2 separate regions of the Homo sapiens genome follow, and region 2 is linked to region 1. The links are chromatin contacts, found by Hi-C or POLR2A ChIA-PET in ENCODE. All regions are on one chromosome and are shown on one strand. Each heading gives the region's core, a stretch centred on a gene start or an enhancer-like site at or near the end of the contact. The rest is flanking DNA. Distances are from core to core; before and after follow the strand shown.

Region 1 (3,332 bases), core at 465-2,964:
ATGGCACAGAATGATTTAAGCTTCAGTTCAAAACTTTAAGTGTGTTTCATGTGTTTAAGAGTGCAGGCTAGGATGGCTACAAAATATAACAATGCATCTGTGTGAAGACACACAATATTTGTCCTTAAACAAAAGGATAGTTTGAGATATATGTTTATCATCTGGGTCATGGGAAGACCCCTCAGCACGTCTACTGAATCAGAAGCTTTTCTTAACCATTTTATTTAATTTTGGTACAACTGACTTGATTTTTGTGCGCTAAAAAGAAGCACAGATAAAACAGATAATCCATAAATAGAAGAAATTGAAAAATATTTTTAGTTTCAAATTTTTAACACAGCTAGAAATAGAGACAGAAAACCTACGCAAACAGATGCACACATCCGTATCTTCTTAGCCATTGCCTGAGATCAGGCTCTGCCTTGGAATGGGGATGGGGAGTAGAAGGGAAGGAAGCCAGTTCCACAGTCAGGCCTTTGCCCAAGCTGGGCTTCATGGTGCTAGCGGTTTCCCTACTCTGTCACCAGGCCCATTAAATGAAAACAGTTTGCTAGACCAGAGGTCCCAATCTTCTTTCACTTGCTATAAGAAAATGTGATGGTCTCTTTGCTTACTGCTTCACCAAGTAAATATACCCTCCAGATTTATGTCTGAGTTAGATCCTTGTTTAAGCTTTATCAATGTTCATAGTGGCTCCATCTGTGATGTGGCTACTATCCGAGAACACAACCGGCAGGTGGCATGTATCTCAAGGTCAGATGGAAACAGGGTTATTGATGTTCGTAACAGTGGTACCCCTAAGGGTAATAAAAGGCCAGTGCAGGAAACTGCTGCAAAAATGTTCAATAAATACACAGTAGAACAAACTGACTATATTTTATGTTTTCTATAGAAGTATGCCTATGGTTTATATTTTATAGGGTAACGAATGTGCAAAATAAAATGCATTCCTAAATCAGCTAAAAGAAGTAACACTAAAGACCAATCTTCAGAGCCAAAAAAATAACATCAGTAATTTCATATCAAGATTTGAATGCTGATGTCTGGGCTTGGTGGCTCACACCTGTAATCCCAGCACTTTGGGAGGCCAAGGCAGGCAGATCACCTGAGGTCAGGCATTCGAGACCAGCCTGGACAACATGACGAAACTCCGTCTCTATTAAAAATGTAAAAATTAGCTGAGTGTCATGGTGGGAGTCTGTAATCCCAACTACTCGGGAGGCTGAGGCAGGAGAATCACTTGAACCTGGGAAGAGGAGGTTGCACTGAGCCAATGTTAAGCCACTGCACTCCAGCCTGGGCAACAGAGAGAGACTCTGTCCCAAAAAAATAAAAAACAAAAGATTTGAATGGGGAGGCATTCTGAGGTATTATTAAACCTTTTTCCTATGGCTCCGGCCTTGTCTCCAAAATTCTAGAGCCAGGCTTACAGGATGTACTATTAACATCTGAATCGGAGCTTGCCCAACAGAGATATCTTTTCAGGTTTTGCTTTTCTCATTCCATGGTTTATATCTGACCACAGCAACAGGTGTATGGAAAAGGAAACACGATCCCTAAGGGGAAAGGCCACTTCCTCCTTCTGTCTTACGCTTTGGCATGATGGGCCGTGTGACTACAGGCCTCCTGGCATATGCACACGGGCAGCCCAGCCCAGCTGTCCTGAAACTTGGCTGCACTCTTTGGCAGGTGTTTGGCTCAGTGTTTTGCTAAGGCCCAGCCTGGACCAGCCATTAGCAGGAAAATCCAACAACAATATTCGTAAGCACACTGGGCAGTATCCTGCCTGGCACATGCTACGGGCTGGATAAACAGTGGATCACAGTGCCCTAGTGCCCTCCTCTATTTCACAGGCTAGAGTGGGATATAAATGTCTAGTAGGCTCAAAACAAACATAAATTATAAAATGTTTATCTGTAAAAAGAACAACAGGGAAAATCTAACCCGAACTGGAAAGGTCTAGGAGGGCTTTTCTGAAAAACTAACACTGATCTTGAGCCCTGAAAGACAGAACCAATGAGGCATGGAATATGAGGAAGGGAATTCCAGGTAGGGGAAAACAGTATCTGCAAAGGACTGGGGTTGGGGGAGGATGAATCTTTTAACAAACAGAAAGATAGAAAGGAAGGTGACTCTGAGAGTGCTGTGAAGAATGGGAGGGTGGTGACAGAAAGGCTGGTGACAGATCACACTACGGAATTTGGATGCATAGTCAAGTACAGTGTGATGCAAACCACAGTAATATGGTCTAATTTCTTCTTTTTAATCACATTGGCTGCTGTGAAGAGAATGGATTGAAGGAAAGCAAGTGGAAGTAGACTAAATAAGAGATTTTCATAATAGAGAAGAGAATGCTGTTAGTGGAGATGCAGAGATGTTGAAGCAATCAAGAAACAAGCTGGTAATCAACTGAATGTAGGGATGATAAGGAAAGACGTGTCAAGATCAATTTCCAGGTTTCTGTTGAACATATAGGTGAATAGAGATGCAATCTCCTGGTTGGAAAAACTAGAGGATGGAGGGTGGAGGGTGGAAGGCAAGGGAAAAGATAAGATCAAGAGTTCAGTTATGGGTGTGTTCAATTGGAAATACCCATGAAATATCCAAGTGGGGATGTCAGGTAGGCACAGGATATGAGTCAGAATTCCAAAAAGGGTTATGAACTAGAGAAATCCCTATGATAGTCACCAGCATATACAAGTTATTTGAAGCCATAGCTATAGAAGGACATGAGGGTACAAGAGAACTGAGTTCAGATGAGAGATAAAGAGTGAGAAAGAGGTAAGAGAAATAGATGGAAAACCAGAAGATTGTGGTACACAGAGGCAAACAAAAGGGAGACAGTGAAGAAGCACCAAGAAAAGAGCTGTCCCCTGTACTGAATGCTGCTCGGGAGTCTGATCATGAGGGGACTGAAAAGCACCCAGCAGGCTGGGCACCACTGAGGTCTTTAGTAGTCTTAACAGGAGAGAATCTGATGGAGGAGTAGAGGTCTAAGCCAACTGGAGTGGGAAGAATGTTTAATTGGAAAATGAAGAAAAGGAGACACAGTATACCCAGAAAATTGTTTAATAAGTTTAGCTATGATGAAGAGAAGAGAGATAAGGTAGTAGCTTATCGTTAATCGATAAAGTAGTAATTTATTTTAAAAATAATAATATTGGCATGCTGACAGTAAAGAGAGAGAAACTGACCCCAGGGGGTGAGGGTGCAGAAAGACTGAAGACCTCAAGAAGGTGGGATAGGATGACACCCAGAGCACATCCAAAGGGAGTGGTCTTTGATGGAAGGAGGGAACCCCGCCTTCATTGTGAGAAGATGGGATGCTTCTA
Region 2 (3,674 bases), core at 846-3,345, 40 kb after region 1:
TTTTCATTCACTATTGTCAGTTAGGGTATTTGAAAACTCTGTAAGAACAGACATCAACTTATCAAAAACTATGAGTGATGCAAATGATTACTGCTCTAAAATGTCAAACGTATTTCCTTCTGGATGGATGCAAATGGTTTCTGTCCATTATAATCCAAAGGTTACAACAGGGGTGTCCAATCTTGGGCCACACTGGAGAAGAATTGTCTTGGGCCACACATAAAATACACTAACGATAGCTGATGAGCTTAAAAAAAAAAAAGGCAAAAAAAATCTCATAATGTTTTAAGAAACTTTGAGTTTGTATTGGGTGGCATTCAAAGCCATTGTGGGCCTTGTGCGGCCCACAGGCCACAGGTTGGACAAGCCTGGGTTACAATTTTATTGTCCTATAGGGTATCAACCAGTTTTGTGATTCAAAAATCATATTCTAGAATATTTTAGCGACTAAAACACTGATAATCCTACTGTGTTGCTGTAAATCAGCTTTACTATCCTGCAGCTTCTCTTGTTAAGGAAATCATGAATCAAAAATGAATCAAAGTAATCTCTCACAGATATTCATTCTAAGAGAAAAACCTGTGCTTAAAAGAGAAAGGAAAAATGCAGTTGTTTGTTCTCATTCATTGGTGAGACTCTCAAGGGATGTTTCCCCGTCTTATTTTCAATATTTCAACAATAAGTATAAATTCATTTTAAATGGAAAAAGACAACTCAATAGATCTTGTGAGTATGTGTAGTTTGGAATCACTGTACGTGATAAGAATCAGAGCTAAAGATAGTAAGGTTGTGTATGAACAGTGTGGAGAAAAGCTGAGCACCACTGAGGCAACTCCAACTTTCTAGACAACTTGCTATAAAGACAAATTTACTACCTAATTCTTGGTGAGTCATGATTTCACTGACTACTTCTCATAACCATACACAAGCAAATTTAATGATATAAATAATACAAGTCAGCATTTCCTCATAGTCTTAAAGAGAAGTTTGTAAGACTCAGAAATTTCATAAAATTCCCAACTCCTCTGTTATGTTTTTAAAGAATTTATACTTGTGAGAAGTCCGCAGAGCAACTAAATTAACATTAATTCCTGGAGGCCTTCAAGATAGCCAAACAAGCCTATTAATAGTGATATGGGAAGAAGAAGGATAGCAGGAGAGAAGAGAAAGATAGCAGCTGTGGCTAGTGAACATGAATATCCTATATTCCCACATATCCTGGAGTCCATCTCCAAGGCTGCCCTGTAGATGCTGGTTAATGAAACAGTGAGGTCAATCACTGTTGAGATGAAGATTACCAATCGCTCCATTTCCTGCTCCCTGAGTCTTTCCTCCCTCTGCCGCCGGTGATAATCCATCAGGTCATCACGTCCTGAAATGGAGCTAATACTGCTTTTCCGTTCCCGAAGGGCAGGCTGGGGGGTTCCTGAGGCCTGTCTGAGGCTTTCCAAATCTGCCTCATCAAATTCCACAGATCCACAAGAGAAGTTCCTCCTGGTCGCAAAAACTCTGTCTGACTCTCCAGCAAGAAGTGAATGACTCGGGTTTGTCCCCACATATGAAGCCTGATCAAAGTCATCAGAGGCACAGGAGGAGGTGGAGGCCAGAAGCATCTTCCGAGCCACTCGTGGACTGGCAGGGACACTGAGGGTAGAACTTACATAAGGATTGCCTTCAGAAGCAGAGGTTTTATAGGGTAAAGCCCCTGAGCTCAAAGAAGAAAAATTAAGGTAATTGTCATTGTCTATTACGCTATGAGGTAGATCCTTTTCCCCAAGTTTTGTTCGTTTGGAATTGCCCAGAGAGTTTCTTGGAGGCAAGCTGAGAGGTGTCAGCTGGTTCTCTGTGGCTCTGTACAACCTGGGAAGTGATCGGCTGTAGGCTCCCATGTGACTCAGGCTGCTGCTGGAGTACTTCCTAGTTCTCAAATTGATGTTTTCAGATGCAAGCTCCTTGTGTCTAGTTAACTTGGGTTGAAGCGCCAGGCTGTCCTGAATGCTCATTTTCCTGGCTTGCTTTGGGCTTGAAGGCATGCTTGCGGCTCCCGATCTGCTGATAGGAGGCGGGCCAGCATCACTCAGGGAACTTCCATTCCACATGGCCAGGAGCGAGCCAGATGCCTTCCGACCTTCCAGCCCTCCAAGAGAGTAGACATTGTCATGCGATTTATGCCTTGAGCTATATTTGGAATAGGGAGGCTTCTCTGAGAGCCTCAAGGCCCTTTCACTGTCCCGGCCAGTATAATGATCAAAGTCTGCTCTTCCAAGTGGATATCCACTGAGGGAGGATGTAGTGTTGAGTAAAGGAGTTGGAGGTTTCATAGGAATATTTTTGTCAGTTCCATCATAAGAGAACTGCTTGCTTCCCTGGATTTTGGCTAAGGAGGGGCTGCTTCTGACACTGGTTCCCAAAGGAGAAGGGCTTCTCTTTGCAGGCACAGGTTGTGAGAGGGTTAAATAGGAGCCAGAATAGTCTCCATTGGCTTTAAATCTCAGACTGGAAGAGTATTTCTTTGGGCTGAGGCTCTCCATCATGTTTTGGGAATCGTTCTCAACAGAATGCACCACAGAGTCTTCCTCTAAGCTACCATTTTGTAAATCTAGCTCCTTTTGTATGTAGCTATGCTCTTCCATAATCTTGCTGGAATCTGTAAAGAAATAAAACAGAAAATTTTGCCTTAAAGAAGATTTTAAAAGAACAATCCCTTGTTAGGCCTACATCTGAACAAACAATCTTGCAGTCTGACCTAATGCAACTAACAAACACAAACTCAGTTTTACTAAAAAACCTGTTAAAACCATACAGCAAATTAAAGGAGAATAAAGATCATTGACCTGAGATAACTTATGTACAAAAGAGAAATAAAAGGACAGCAATGACATTTGAGCGAAACAAATCCCTAACCAAGTAAAGGTGCAGGATTAGGCTGGTACATTAAAAAAGACAATTTGTCCTTAATGTTCTGGCCCTTCGAGGAACACCTGCTTCCCTAGTGACTAGCTAATGCCCAAAGGCATAATGCAATGGACTTTCCTATAGCTGTCTCTGCTAGAATCATTAACTGTTCAGAAATAAAGTCCTGAGGAAACAAAATTCACATTTGGGCAGAGAAAAAAAAGTTTACGTTAGACACTGATCAATAACATGAGGGTTAGAAGATGGTTCTTTAAACAAGGACTCTGGGAGTTACCTTCTCAACAAAAAGACTTAAAGCTCCTTTAGTCATCAGAGGTAGGTAATAACAAAGAAAAGGGTATTCCACCAATTATTGACACATGGTCGGGATGGTATATTTAAAAACCTGAAACTGTTATATCCTTTAAATTTTCTAGTACCCCAAATGCACTATGCTCATCCTTGCAAATTCTCTCCTCTAGCAGAAACAACTATCAGGACCTAGTCACTCTTCCAGGGACAGATCAGGATTCTATCTTCCACCATTAAAATTTTTAAGAAAATATGTTTTGAACCCTGGTTTGCACAATGTTAACTTAAAACACTAAAGTTTTAGCCAATGAAAATGTCTTTGAATTACAAACTATTACTGCAAATGGGAAGGCTTATAATTCTACCTGATAAAAAAAAATTTTCTTAGATTATCAGCAAAGGGAAAATACAGTTTAAACATTGTCACTGAACTCATGAACCACTATAACTGTCCTCCAACCCTTAGG

The links. Hi-C counts contacts between places; a loop is a spot of excess contacts on that map. ChIA-PET counts read pairs that join two places held with the same protein, here RNA polymerase II (POLR2A). Pooled maps may share reads with other maps.
Region 2: a loop to region 1 is called in a map of sigmoid colon, with 2.0 times the contacts of the local background. The contact joins two enhancer-like sites. A Hi-C loop is called at or near these places in 5 of 168 maps with a recorded cell type or tissue (HCT116, aorta, astrocyte of the cerebellum and 2 more) and 4 of 50 pooled maps. POLR2A ChIA-PET finds 5 or more read pairs at or near these places in 7 of 52 experiments (A673, CD8-positive, alpha-beta T cell, HCT116 and 4 more).

What each region holds. Positions count from the first base shown.
Region 1 is chr3:111,922,838-111,926,169 of GRCh38, reverse strand. The region is part of intron 5 of PHLDB2 (pleckstrin homology like domain family B member 2); the gene reads right to left. Among named protein-coding and RNA genes, the nearest start is that of ABHD10, 55 kb to the left of the region's middle. Within about 2 kb of position 1,714, at least 16 of the 41 ENCODE cell types and tissues checked have a DNase peak (open chromatin) inside an H3K27ac peak, as active enhancers do.
Region 2 is chr3:111,883,037-111,886,710 of GRCh38, reverse strand. PHLDB2 (pleckstrin homology like domain family B member 2) reads right to left here. Exons shown (of 18, transcript NM_001134438.2): 2 at 1,299-2,647. The coding sequence starts at 2,633. Among named protein-coding and RNA genes, the nearest start is that of PHLDB2, 26 kb to the right of the region's middle. Within about 2 kb of position 2,095, at least 2 of the 41 ENCODE cell types and tissues checked have a DNase peak (open chromatin) inside an H3K27ac peak, as active enhancers do.